2 separate regions of the Homo sapiens genome follow, and region 1 is linked to region 2. Evidence: chromatin contacts called from ENCODE Hi-C or POLR2A ChIA-PET data. All regions are on one chromosome and are shown on one strand. Each heading gives the region's core, a stretch centred on a gene start or an enhancer-like site at or near the end of the contact. The rest is flanking DNA. Distances are from core to core; before and after follow the strand shown.

Region 1 (7,185 bases), core at 4,286-6,785, 2.5 Mb after region 2:
AGCCCAAAGAAATAATTTTTTAATGTGGTTAAAGTTTTATATATATATAAAGACATTCATCACAGTGCTATTTCTAATAGTGAAAGATTGGAAACAACCTCAAAAGCCAATAATAGAGAAATTGTTAAATTATGGTACTTCTACTTTGTTAATAGTCCATAGCCTTAAAAAGTTTTTTCTAATATTTCCTAGTTATGAGGAAAATGTTCACAACAAAGAGTGAAAAAAGCAGAGCTTATTATACAATATAATCATACAGAATACTGTAAGCATATATAAAAAATGCATATAAAAACACTTTATTTCATAAAAGTAAGATCATAATTTCATATTTTCTAGCACATGTCATAGTTAGGATCAAGGTTAAGTAACACAAAAAAGGTTACAAGTGGTTATCTCTGCGGGTAAGATTTTTAATTTTCACCTTCATACTTTTCTGGGCTTTTTTTCCCCCGAAGTTCTTATGACTGTATTTTTACTACAAAAATCAGAAAAGTATTAATAATTTCGTTAAAGTATTTAATGCTACATCAATGCTCACCTTCTCTCTTAGGTTTCAGGTCCTCTATAAACTGGGTCCCTTTTCCCTTCCAAACTTACTTCCCACTGCTCCACATTAGTCATGTCCCAGTTCCCTCTATGGGATATCTGTCCTCACCTCCCTTCCCTAATGTGGTGCCGTCTAACTTCCCACTGAGCACCAGGCAGTGTCGCAATGGAAATGTTCACAGACACTCTCATTTATCCTGCCTAACAATCCTGAAAGGTAGAGATTATTATCTGCACTTTAAAGATAGAGGAAGGCAAGGAAACAGTGTTTGTTCCACTAAATGACAATTTTCCACCCACTTTTTCTCTTACTTTCTCCTATACAAATGTTTTTGGCTCAGTTGTGCCATTTTCTTGCAGGGTGACCTCGGGCAAGCTCCTTTACTTTTTTAAGGCTCAGGTTCCTCATGTGTAAATGGGGGAAACAATGGTACAAATATCATAGAGCTGGTGTGAAGATGAACAGAAATGACCTACTCAGTCCATTTGGCACACACAGTGCCTGGCCTGCCATATTATCACTACTACCTCAGGTCCCTCCTTGCACTCCAACCCCTCAGACCCAGGCCCTTCTTGTACTTGGTACTTGGTTGTTTTGCGTGTATTAGCTTCAAATCCTCAACTACTCAACAAGTTTCCAACAGGAAGAGACAGTGCCTTCTCCTCCTCCTCCATCTCCCACCACATCGAGTGCTATGGAATGTTCTGTCTGGAATCAATAAATATCTAATTGTTTGAATAATCAGTAGCATTGTTTCTTATGCCAACTCCTGGACAAACTTTTCCATAAATTCTCTTACAGAGTGAGCAGCCAACCATGTGGATTTGATGGATGTCTCCCAGATATGTTCTTATTTGCCAGCCAAAGACGGAGGAGAGGCCTGTCTACTTTATTCAAGCAAACTTAAACAACCTGCATGTTGTCATGAGCTGGATACCCACACTGCATTCCTTAGTAGGCTCCCGACGAATACCAATTTTCTAGCTAACTGCTTTCCTTGCCTTCCCATCCTAAGCCCAAACATCACTTGCTAGATTTCAGTGAGATAGAGCATCTCCGTAAGGAAACTTAGATAAGCCACGTCTGACAAAATCCTTAAGGATTTCCCTTATTCCTTATGGATTAAGAAATCCTTAACCCATAAGGAATAAGGGAACTCCACAAGGAAACTTTTGTAAGAGATTTCATGAGAAATGCCAGGCCTGCCTTTGGGTCAATGCACACTCACTCCCATCTCCTACAACCTGTGGCTGCAGTACTCACTACCGGCCAGTTGCAATCCAAGATCGGAATGTTGAGTCTGACATGCTGCGACGTTTATAACCATCCAAGAAGAAAAATAAAATAAACCAAAAAACAGCTTTGTGGCCGGGCGCAGTGGCGCAAGCCTGTAATCCCAGCACTTTGGGAGGCCAAGGTGGGCGGATCACGAGGTCAGGAGATTGAGACCATCCTGGCTAACATGGTGAAACACCGTCTCTACTAAAAATACCAAAAATTAGCCCGGTGTGGTCGCAAGCGCCTGTCGTCCCAGCTACTTGGGAGGCTGAGGCAGGAGAATGGCGTGAACCTGGGAGGCGGAGCTTGCAGTGAGCCAAGATTGCACCACTGCACTCCAGCCTGGGTGACAGAGCAAGACTCCGTCTCAAAAAAAAAAAAAAACAAAACAAAACAAACAAAAAAACAGCTTTGTTTAGTACAAAACATTACTAAAGTAGTATTGTTGCCAGAAAAAGGTATCCTGATCCAGGCCCCAAGAGAGGGTTCTTGAATCTCACACAGGAAAGAATTCAAGGCAAGTTACAGTGTACAGTGAGAAGAGATAGTTTATTGAAAGCTACTCAGATACAAAGTAGGGCGTCCTCAGAAAGCAAGAGGAGGAATATATCATCTTTGTTGTAAATTCTTCTATAGGGGTCTTATCTATGTAAAGTTTAAGCTAAGTTATATGTATGTGTGGGTGGGCTGACAATGTGACAAAATGTATTACTTTGTTGATATAATGGAAGTTATCCTTGGCATTTTAGTGTGTGGGCACATGAAAGCATGGCTATAATCATCTTAAAAGTATATATTATCCTGTGATATTGGTGCATCTGGGCATTTTGTCGTCATAGGAGTTTGTTCTTGCCGGTATTATGAAGCTGCTTCCTTAGCTGTAAACATCTTAGGACATGGTCATGACCGTGCCTTGTTAGATTTAAGATACAGTTGATTTTAAAATGGTGTCACCCTGGCTCTCCTATGCACCTGTTTACCTAACAGTATCGATAAAAGATACTTAATAAGTTGGAACAAAAAAGTTGGCTTAGGAATAACATAAAGTCACCCAGAATATTTCATCCTTAAAGAGATTTAACAAGTATTTCCTGAGCACACCCACCTCCATCTCCTTTTGAAGTAAGAAACACCATTTGCAGTAGAATGCTTCATTTCCTGAGCATCTGCTTTGTGCCAGCCACAGCGCTAGACATGGGCATACGGCAGCTTTACTGCTGCTCAGCTCCTGTGTGCCCATCCTCTCTCCTTGCCCTTCCCCATCCTCATCACTCCCCACGATGACTCGGAATTCACCCTTCACCCACAAGCCTGCCTCCCTTGATAACCTGGTGAAGAGTGATATGGACACAGGAGGTAATCAACAAATACTTGTTGAAGGAGTGAACTTGAGGAGAATCCAAATCTTCAGATCCTCAGGCCTTCAGCTCATGACACATAGAGAAACAGTCACTGGTCCCCTGGGAAGCAGGGTCCTCCAAAGCTGTCCACAACACCACCTGGAAAGGGGAAGAATTCCTTTCTGGGTGAGCCGCACACCGACTTGCACCAGGGGGCAGAGTGAGCAGCACTTTTGGAGTTTGACCTGGAGCCAGGGCCTTTTCAAGGGAGTCCTCCCGGAGTCATTTGAGACCTCCCAGTAAAACAATATGTTTTCTGTGCTTCTCAGCACATTCATGTTTCTAGTCAAAGTGCTATTGGGAAATGTTAACTTTTTCTACCCTTGAAGGAACAGTGGCCGCTGAGAGACGGTGTGACAAAATTGTGCTGAGGGGTCTTCCAGTCTGAAAGGCCAGTTCCAGGAAGCCTACAGTGGGAAGTAAAGGCCAGTTACAGTAATCCCATCATTGGGAGGTATTCTTATTTTTATGTACCAAGAAGACAGTATAATATTTAGAGGACAGTAAACCCCAGACCCACACTGTTCCATTAGACTCTTCCTTACTAGGTCGGAGGCAGCACTCGGGCACTGTAAGCCTAGCTTTATCAAGACATAATTCAGAAATGCAAACGGAAGAAATTTTACTGCAAATGGTATTTCTTACTTCAAAAGCGAGAACTGTTTTCCCTTTTATGGTATCTTAGATATCCATTTTTTGAAAATGTTTTCCCAGCACATTACAAATTACTTCAGAGTTGGGAAATGCTCCTGCTAGGAAGAGGCTGAGTGCTCGGAGGGTTGGTCTCGAGTCCCGATCAAAACATTGTTTATTTGGGCAACTACATTCTTCTGTCAGTAAGGCCTGGGGAGTTTACTATTAATCCCAAATGTAAACCTCTGTTAGAGTTGCTTACAAAAGGCGACTACTATTTAACTCTTATGTTCACAGCACATCTTGTTAATTCCTCCAATAAAGGAGAACTCAGCTCTTGCGTTTGAAATTTCCAATTTTTGGTTAGGTGACCTTAAACTACTTCACCCCTGATCTCTACTCCCATCTTTATTCTTTCTCCACTTACGGTGGGACTTCCCTAGAAAACACCTGAGGTTTACCAATTTTAGAGGGGACCGAGGGAGAGGCAGGAAATGGTGCCTGGTGAGAGCACGCTCCCTTCCTGTCTCAGAGGGTTGCTGTCTGGACGGGAATTGAAGAAGAATCAGAAATACGTACTGAATTAGGATTGCTAGAGTTAATAAAACAAACGCACACGAATTTTTGTGTGGGTCATACTCATGCTCAAAATTTGTCGTTGTCTATCTGATATTCATATGGAACTCAGTGTGCTGTATTTCAGCTGGCAACCCTTTACTGAATGGATAACCCAGATTTGGACGAAACAGTGGCTGGAAGGTGGAGGCCCTCAAAGTCTCAAAGAGAGAGGTCCTCAAGATTTCTTTTCTAGGGCATCCTCTAGTACTCAGGGTAGAAACACAGAGTCTGTGGTGGCCTTGGGGGCAAAGACGAATGTGTCCTCTAAGGCTGGCCCACCATGGGGAGGAATCCGTGTTGAATGGAGACAAAGAGAGGTGTTAGGAAGCAGCACTGGCGTCCTGCTTCCTCTCCCTATGGGTTCCCTCTGCCTTTCTCCCTCGTCTCTCCCGGAGGGCTCTCTCCCCTCCACACGCCTCCTCCCCAAGAAACCAACATAAGATAATTCTCTTCACTTTAGTTCTCCTGTGCCTGGGTGTAGATGGGAATAAAGCGATGAACCTACGGGGCGAGCGGTGGGCAAAGCTTTCTGTGTATTTGCAGCTCAGCAGTCGAGCGTCCACCCCAAGCTGCATAAACTTGGGTGCCCTCGCCTCCGGCAACCCCGGTGCTTCAGTGCTCCCGACCTTTCTCTGCCGCCCCTCGCCTCGGCGGCCGCCGGGAGCGGCTGTGGGGTGCGCCGGTCGCCCCGGGCCCGAGCGGGAGGAGAGTCCCGCCCCGCCGCGCCCCGCCTCCGGGCGCCCCGACGCTGCCGGCGCGGACGCCATTGCTGCGGCCGCTGTTTGTTATTAAACTGCCCAGAGAAAGGGCTTCGAGTAAAAACACCAACTTTCCAGTCGGGGCGGCGCAGGTCCCCGGGCCCTGGAAAGTTCTGGGACGGCCGAGGTCTCCCCGGACACCCGCACCCACGCCCCCGTCGTGCCCTTTCTGGCTTTTGGCTTCCTCTCCTCGATTTCCCTTTTGTGCGGCCCCGGGCAGCTTCCTCAGGCCCCGCCGCCCCCACCTGGCCGCCCTGGGAGCTGTTCCTCCCCCAGCAGCAGGAGCATCCAGCTCGGGTTTTATTACCTCCCGAGACACTCGAGGAAGCCTCAGGTGGGTTTCCATGTCAACCTTCACTGAAATCCAAACATTTGGCGTTCTCAAAGGCAGTTTAACCTCTGCCACCATTTTTTTTTCAAAGCTTAAAAAAAAACCTAGAACTTTCAAAAGCCGCAGGCTTCTGGGGGTTTCTAGTCAGAGGGTGATAACACATCTTGAGACAGGATATGTATAATTTGTTTGGTTTCACGTTTATCCTCACAAAGCTAAACAGTAATGACTGAGAGCTATGAAAACACTTAGGTAAGGAGAGGGGCTAGAGCAGAGATAAAAGGGATAATTGGAAACAGAGGCGAAGCCTCCAAGTTGCACCTTGTTGAATACTGTCACAGCCGGGCAGGCCGGGGAGCTCATGGCAGGATGCGGCATCTCTTAATTCTGGGCACTCCGCAGCCTCTCCTCTTCCAAGGTTTACTTACGCAAGCTTAGCTGCAATTTTCCACAGATACTCGTCCTGGTTCCGGGCCACCTTCCCCAGTAAGAGACCTCCTGAGGCGGGAGCTGGGGGTTGAACATGTGGTGAACACAGGTTCCAAGCTTTGGAACAGGCCACCTGGAAATGGGAGATAACCTGTTGAGATAAGGGATTTACTGAGGCCAGGGCGCACTGTAGGGAGCGGGGAGCAGAAGGAGTGCGGCTCCACATGTCCAGTCGTGGGATGCAACTGGGAGGTAATATATGAGTCTAGTGAGACCACACGGGGAATACTATGTTCCTCATTGCCTCCCAAGGAAGATGCACATAATGAGCTGGCTGCCTTTCAGAGAAGAGCAATTAGGATGCTTAAGGGGCCACAGGGAGTGACTTAGGGGGAGAGATTAAAAGAATTAAGTATGTATACCTTGGCTGAGCTCAAAGCACAGGGAATGTGGAAACTCTATAAGCATCCTCCGAATATAAACATAAGGAGAAGTGGAATTGTTTCTCATGGTCCCTGAGGGATGGAACTGGAAGTAATAGGGTAGAAGAAAAGAAAACTTAACTACCTGCTAGAGAAAGCTGCTGAGCAGTCCCAGATACCAAAAGTGTCAGAGTCACACCTAATATTTTTAGAAATAAAGTCAACAAAGGAAGACACGACATGATAGGAGAAAAATACGTTTAGATAACAGGGACTGGTCTCACAGGGATGCTTTGAAGGGGTAAGAAAATAACACAAGTCAGTTTCTTTTAGGGAGTATCTGAAACCTTTGAAGGCTGCCTACTAACTAAAGTTTATTACCAGGTGTTTTTGCCTGGCATTCAAAGCCCTCTCCATCTGGCCAAGCTTACCCTCCTAAAATAATCTGTCATCAGTCCCCAACATAAGCACATCTCCTGAGTGCTCCTGGTGTAGTTCCTCCTTTGCGCGTGAAATTCCTCCAACCTGAAATTCCTCTAACCCGAATTTCCTCTCTCCAATCCCAGTGTCCAGCTATTCAAGTCTTACCCACTTTTTAGGGTCTACTTATATCCTACTTCCCCTGGCTACCCCAATCCATAATGCTCCTGCTGTCTTCCTCCTCCTAGAACTCATGTTGGTACCTGTCATACATTACTTGCATTGTTAGCTGATGTATTCTGATCTTATCTGGTCTTACAGATTGTGAGCTTCTTAGAAACTAGAG
Region 2 (6,705 bases), core at 3,183-5,682:
ATAAAATAAGAACCATCAAAATGGAAGGGATTTGCACGAAAGAGAAATTCTAATATAGCTCAGATCTGAACTATAATCTGCTGAGTGAGATTAGTCTATCTCAGCAAAACCCAGAAGGTGGTGGATAGGGTCAGAAGAGAGATTAGTGTTCCAAAGGTTTCATGTGGAGCCAGGGGAAAGAGGAGATATTTTGAATTCTAATCCATCTCTGCTAGCTTTTTCTAAGTTGAAACAGCCCTTCTGTTTAATAGTTCTGCTTTCTGTGCTTTGCAGTGTAAAACTATGCCAATATACATCAAAGAAATTTATCATCATATACTCGCAATGAGGATGGTACCTAAAATTGTCCATGGAAATAAAATATGCTTCTCAGAATGACTGTGTAACAGGAACAGAGATCAAGAAGTTAAAAATGTTCTTCTAAAGTCATGCTGGGGGGTGATTAATAATGTTCCTTGAAAGTGTCCTAGTGTCAGTACATCCTTAGAAAGTATCAGTTTGCTTTTAAAGCCGCATAGTCACAGGCATAGTTGAAATTTTATGCTTCTCATGCATAAAGTGCATAAAGTTTATTTTTTATTCTCATAAATAGATTTGCAGCTAAAAATTTCTTAGTTGATTTTCTTGTTGACAATTGAGCAAATAGAGATATTCATAGTTTTGCCATGTTATGGCAGCACAATATTTGTTTCTGTTTTTATTTTAAAGCATACATTAAAAACTTAGAAATGGTGACATATCTTGGCAGTAATGCTCATGGACAAATTTTACACGGATATCATAGCTACTGTCATGATATTTTCACTTAGAAATTATTTCAGACTTAGAAAAACACTGCAAGAACAATAAAGAACACTCATATGACCTTTACCCAGAATCACCTGTTGTTAACTTTTGTCCCAGTTTGTTGCGTGATACACATTTTCTGTCAGATAACTAGATAGATGTTTTATATTCTGAACCATTTCTGTGTAAGTTGTATTTGCCATGGTCTCTTACTCCTCAGTACTTACAGTCTAGGACCAATTATTGTTTTAGTTCTTGTGTTTTTGTAGTCTCTTTTACTCTGTCATGTCATTTCCTCAGTCTTTTCTTTTTCTCTTATAACATTTTTAAATAATCCACTCCTTATAATCTCTCTCCATCTTTCCAATTGCCTCTCTGTTTTTGTCTCCCATCCATCCTCTCCCCACCTCCCCCAGCAGAATAGAGTGTTCCTCATTTGTGGTTTGATATTTCCTTATGGTTAGATTTATGTATGCATCTCTCGTTAGAATATTGCATAAGTGATGTGTCCCTCTTGGAATATCACAGGCAAAGTCACATGGTGCTCATCTGTTTCTCACTGATGATGTTAATGCTGGTCAAGGTGTTATCTGATTTCCCCACTGTGTATAGTTACTATGTTGTTATTTTTTTTTCTTGCAACTGATAAGAGGTCTATATTGAGATATACTGCCCCTCATTAAAATTTATCTCCTACATTGAGCAAAAGAATTCTCAAATTGTTTGCTAAATTTTTTTTTCCAGGAACACAAGTCCACTTTATTTACCTTTCATTAGTTTAAATCTTTAAGGGGTTACAGCATCTATGTCCAATGGCCTTAGCAGAAGGATCGCTTTGGAATTTGGCAAAAACCATGCCAATGTTTCCTTGGGCCCAAGTTACCTTTCTCTAGAATACTCTGATTTTGTTTGGTTTGCTGCCAGGAGTCACTTGTTGTTCTTTGCTTTGTGTGCGTAAGCACATTTATTGCCCAAATAGAATTCAGTTTCATCTTGGGCATAAACACCTTCAGTTTTAAGAAGATTTGTGTGCTCCCTTTGGTTCCAGAGACCCTGCTTATAGCGCAAAAATGGCCTTGGATGACAGCCTTCCAGAAATACTTGCCTTTTAGAAGTCATGTTCCAAGCAGGCCTCGACAGGCTTCATGATGGCAGGAAGAGCTGGATTATTTTTAATTGCAAATCCCATTTCACATTTTCATTCTCTTGATTTTAGTTCCATCAGTGACTTTTAAGGTCCATAAAATCAGTAACTGCTGTTATTATAAGCCATTCTTTATATGTAAACCAATCTTGATTGGTTTATATATAGATGGTATATATCTAAATACATATAGGCTGGACGCAGTGGCTCACACCTGTAATCCCAGCACTTTGGGAGGCCAAGGTGGGAGGATTACTTGAACCTACTAGTTCAAGACCAGCCTGAGCAGAATGGCAAGACTCCGTCTTTACAAAAATAAGAAAAAGCATGGTGGCATGCACCTGCAGTCCTAGCTACTCAAGAGGCTGAGGGAAGAGGATCACTTGAGACTGGGAGGTCGATGCTGTGGTGAGCTGTACTCACATTGTTGCACTCCAACCCAGCCGACAGAGCAAGACTGTGTCTCAAAAGAATACATGCATCCATACAGATGATGTATATTTAAAAGAGCTAATGGAACAATTGCTCTGTTATTTATACATTCTTGTTTTTGTATGGGGAGAATCTGAATGGAAAAGAGAATAGTTGTGTATTAATACCAGAAGCATGAGATGATTTGAAGACAAAGGCAGTGTAAAAGAAGGTTCAGCAACAAGAATGAGAGGAAAACAGCTCAATGAGTCAATTTCCTGGAAAGAAATAGAAGACTAATTTAAGAGGTTGAGCGTAGTGTTCAGTAATAGTTGTAATGAACATTAGTAATCAGAAAAGGATAATGAGGAATCATTGTTGATCAGTTGTCTCTAAGAACAGCAACTCCTAAATGAACAGAAAGACTAAACTTTGTTTTGCTGGAGATAGGAATTTTTTTTTAAACCATTCAACCTGAGAGTTACAGTGTACTATTTATATTTGCTTGTTTTGTTGAAGTCAGTTTAGTTTCCTTCAGTTTTTAGAATGTGAGAAGTGAGATTTTATTTTGTCATTTTTCCTTAATACAGTTTCCTAAAAATTTTACCTTTGCATCCTAATAAGTGTTCTTTACTGCTTTGGATATTTTTGGCATAAAGAACAAAATTAATTCATACTCTGGTTATATTACTTTGTGGGTTTTTTCTCTTTAATTTTATTTTTATTTCAAAGGACCCTTTCTCTGAATTTTTCCCAAGAAATTGAAAAATCCATGGGACAAGCTTCATATCACCTTGTATATTATTGGAAGTACTAAACAAAATGGACCTGAGAAACATAGCCCCTACCTCAAATTCATATCATTTCTGTCACTTGTTTTGTTTTCCATTTTTAATGCATAAAATAGCAATAACAGTAACCAGCCATAATGGATAGGTGTAAGAATCATAAGTCATTTTGATAACGATCTGCTATCCAGTATGCATTGCTGAATTTTTAGTCATAGAAAGATAATGCTAGGTATTATTTCAGCTTTCTAATATGGACATAATTCATATTATTTCTAAAGTAATTGTTGATGTGAAATGAAACTGCTTTAATATCAAAGGAGAGTTGTATACAATTATATAACTTGATATTTTAGGAATATTATCAGGCTATTAGTAATATTAATAAAAGTCAGAATTAGAAAGCTTAAGCAACTAGCTTAAAGTTAATGAAAGAAAGTTAATGACTGAACAATATATAATATAAACAATTTATATCCGATTCTTTAAATTCTTGAAAAATGACGTTAAAAAATTCTCCATTTTTGTTCTAAAAGATTCAAACTGATACAGATATATATAGGGCGAAACATCGCCTCTTTTACTCTCCCCAATTTTTCTTGCAAAGATAACCTATGTCAGTAAGTTGGTATGCAGCTTCTTAACATCTTATAACCCAACACAACCAATTAGTGCGTTACTACTAATTAGTAGCTTACTACCAATTAGTACCTCACGTATTAAGTAGTACTCAGTATTTTTTGCAACCAAAAATATTTTGAAAATTTTAAAAAGAGCACTGGAGGATAATATAACAACATTTATGTTCATTCTAAATTTTTTCCCCTATTTTTATTAAAGGAATAAAGCATAAAGTTTAAGTCTTCAATGCGTATTTAACACAACATAAATATTTTATTCATTAAAAAGTTTACAAAAAATTGTATTACTCGATATACATCTTATTTGAACTAGCCTTTTCCATTCAGTAGCTATGTTGTTTGATAGCTAGAGTCTGTTGATTGATATTTGGGTTCTGAATAACTAATGTTTTCAAGTATCCTTTAAAAACTATTATTTTTATATTATAGGAGATATTTCAATGTGTATATTAGGAAAACTCTAACTGCATTCTGAAAAAATAAGTTCCTGAGATTTCCGTTCAGCAATACTTTTGAAACACAGATAAAATTACTTCCTGTCTCTTAGCTTCCTGTATCCATGGCAACCTCTGTTTTACACATTGACTGTAAAGGAACCAATGTGAAGAGTGGTGTTTCCTGAGCAAACGGTGACTTAAAAAAAAAAAAAAAAAAGTGGTGGGGTGGAGGTCAGCAGTGCCACAGAACAAACTGGAGTTAAGAAATGTCGTTCTTCAGATTTAAAAAGAAAACCTTTACTGAATCAGCTGAGTGTTAATAATACGAATTTCCTTTTCTTGGTAAGATTATTTACTTAAATATGAACTTCTAGCTGACATGAAAAATAGTTCTGTGAAAAACTGTAATTTAGAATTTAATTGTTCTGTAGTGAATTTGTATTTTCATAAATTATAATGTTATTTGATATTAGACTTTATGTTGTTAAAGGGACATATTAAATTCAAAGATTCTCATTCCTACATCATTTGTCACCTGTGTTGTAATCAATTGTAATTTTTAAGTTAACTTAGCAAATGTTTCATTAATCTGAACTATTTTGTCAAATAGTGGGTTAATGGCCTGATCATGTTAATAATTCTAGAACGTATTCCATACTCATTATTTTTTGCTATTACCATGGTATGATTTATGATAGTATTATTGGCTGATCCTAATTAAAATAGAATACAGAAGTTATAGTATTATAAAAAAAATTCATTTGATGAAGTTTTCGTGATTTAAAGCTTTACCTTCTCTTTTTATAGCCAATTCTGATCTGAACAGAAAATCCAAGAACAGGGATATGTGTGGATTACAGTTTTCTCTGCCTTGCCTACGACTGTTTCTGGTTGTTACCTGTTATCTTTTATTATTACTCCACAAAGAAATACTTGGATGTTCGTCTGTTTGTCAGCTCTGCACTGGGAGACAAATTAACTGCCGTAACTTAGGCCTTTCGAGTATTCCTAAGAATTTTCCTGAAAGTACAGTTTTTCTGTATCTGACTGGGAATAATATATCTTATATAAATGAAAGTGAATTAACAGGACTTCATTCTCTTGTAGCATTGTATTTGGATAATTCTAACATTCTGTATGTATATCCAAAAGCCTTTGTTCAATTGAGGCATCTATATTTTCTATTTCTAAATAATAATTTCATCAAACGCTTAGATCCTGGAATATTTAAGGGACTTTTAAATCTTCGTAATTTATATTTACAGTATAATCAGGTATCTTTTGTTCCGAGAGGAGTATTTAATGATCTAGTTTCAGTTCAGTACTTAAATCTACAAAGGAATCGCCTCACTGTCCTTGGGAGTGGTACCTTTGTTGGTATGGTTGCTCTTCGGATACTTGATTTATCAAACAATAACATTTTGAGGATATCAGAATCAGGCTTTCAACATCTTGAAAACCTTGCTTGTTTGTATTTAGGAAGTAATAATTTAACAAAAGTACCATCAAATGCCTTTGAAGTACTTAAAAGTCTTAGAAGACTTTCTTTGTCTCATAATCCTATTGAAGCAATACAGCCCTTTGCATTTAAAGGACTTGCCAATCTGGAATACCTCCTCCTGAAAAATTCAAGAATTAGGAATGTTACTAGGGATGGGTTTAGTGGAATTAATAATCTTAAACATTTGATCTTAAGTCATAATGATTTAGAGAATTTAAATTCTGACACATTCAGTTTGTTAAAGAATTTAATTTACCTTAAGTTAGATAGAAACAGAATAATTAGCATTGATAATGATACATTTGAAAATATGGGAGCATCTTTGAAGATCCTTAATCTGTCATTTAATAATCTTACAGCCTTGCATCCAAGGGTCCTTAAGCCGTTGTCTTCATTGATTCATCTTCAGGCAAATTCTAATCCTTGGGAATGTAACTGCAAACTTTTGGGCCTTCGAGACTGGCTAGCATCTTCAGCCATTACTCTAAACATCTATTGTCAGAATCCCCCATCCATGCGTGGCAGAGCATTACGTTATATTAACATTACAAATTGTGTTACATCTTCAATAAATGTATCCAGAGCTTGGGCTGTTGTAAAATCTCCTCATATTCATCACAAGACTACTGCGCTAATGATGGCCTGGCATAAAGTAACCACAAATGGCAGTCCTCTGGAAAATACTGAGACTGAGAACATTACTTTCTGGGAACGAATTCCTACTTCACCTGCTGGTAGATTTTTTCAAGAGAATGCCTTTGGTAATCCATTAGAGACTACAGCAGTGTTACCTGTGCAAATACAACTTACTACTTCTGTTACCTTGAACTTGGAAAAAAACAGTGCTCTACCGAATGATGCTGCTTCAATGTCAGGGAAAACATCTCTAATTTGTACACAAGAAGTTGAGAAGTTGAATGAGGCTTTTGACATTTTGCTAGCTTTTTTCATCTTAGCTTGTGTTTTAATCATTTTTTTGATCTACAAAGTTGTTCAG

What was found. Hi-C counts contacts between places; a loop is a spot of excess contacts on that map. ChIA-PET counts read pairs that join two places held with the same protein, here RNA polymerase II (POLR2A).
Region 1: a loop to region 2 is called in a map of naive thymus-derived CD4-positive, alpha-beta T cell, with 25 times the contacts of the local background. The contact joins the enhancer-like site here to the promoter of LRRC70 in region 2. A Hi-C loop is called at or near these places in 1 of 168 maps with a recorded cell type or tissue (naive thymus-derived CD4-positive, alpha-beta T cell). POLR2A ChIA-PET finds 5 or more read pairs at or near these places in 1 of 52 experiments (T-cell).

The regions. Positions count from the first base shown.
Region 1 is chr5:65,097,901-65,105,085 of GRCh38, forward strand. LOC107986419 (a long non-coding RNA gene) reads left to right here. Exons shown (of 3, transcript XR_001742682.2): 3 at 1,352-1,920. Among named protein-coding and RNA genes, the nearest start is that of CWC27, 330 kb to the left of the region's middle. RefSeq lists enhancers at 4,589-5,089, 5,090-5,590 and a silencer at 5,072-5,361. Within about 2 kb of position 5,536, at least 30 of the 41 ENCODE cell types and tissues checked have a DNase peak (open chromatin) inside an H3K27ac peak, as active enhancers do.
Region 2 is chr5:62,574,387-62,581,091 of GRCh38, forward strand. LRRC70 (leucine rich repeat containing 70) reads left to right here and starts at 4,433. Exons shown (of 2, transcript NM_181506.5): 1 at 4,433-4,549; 2 at 5,015-6,705. The coding sequence starts at 5,053. All of the region lies in intron 27 of IPO11 (importin 11), which reads left to right. It overlaps IPO11-LRRC70 (IPO11-LRRC70 readthrough), which reads left to right and starts at 4,349. Exons shown (of 4, transcript NR_073584.1): 1 at 4,349-4,549. It also overlaps the pseudogene RPL35AP14.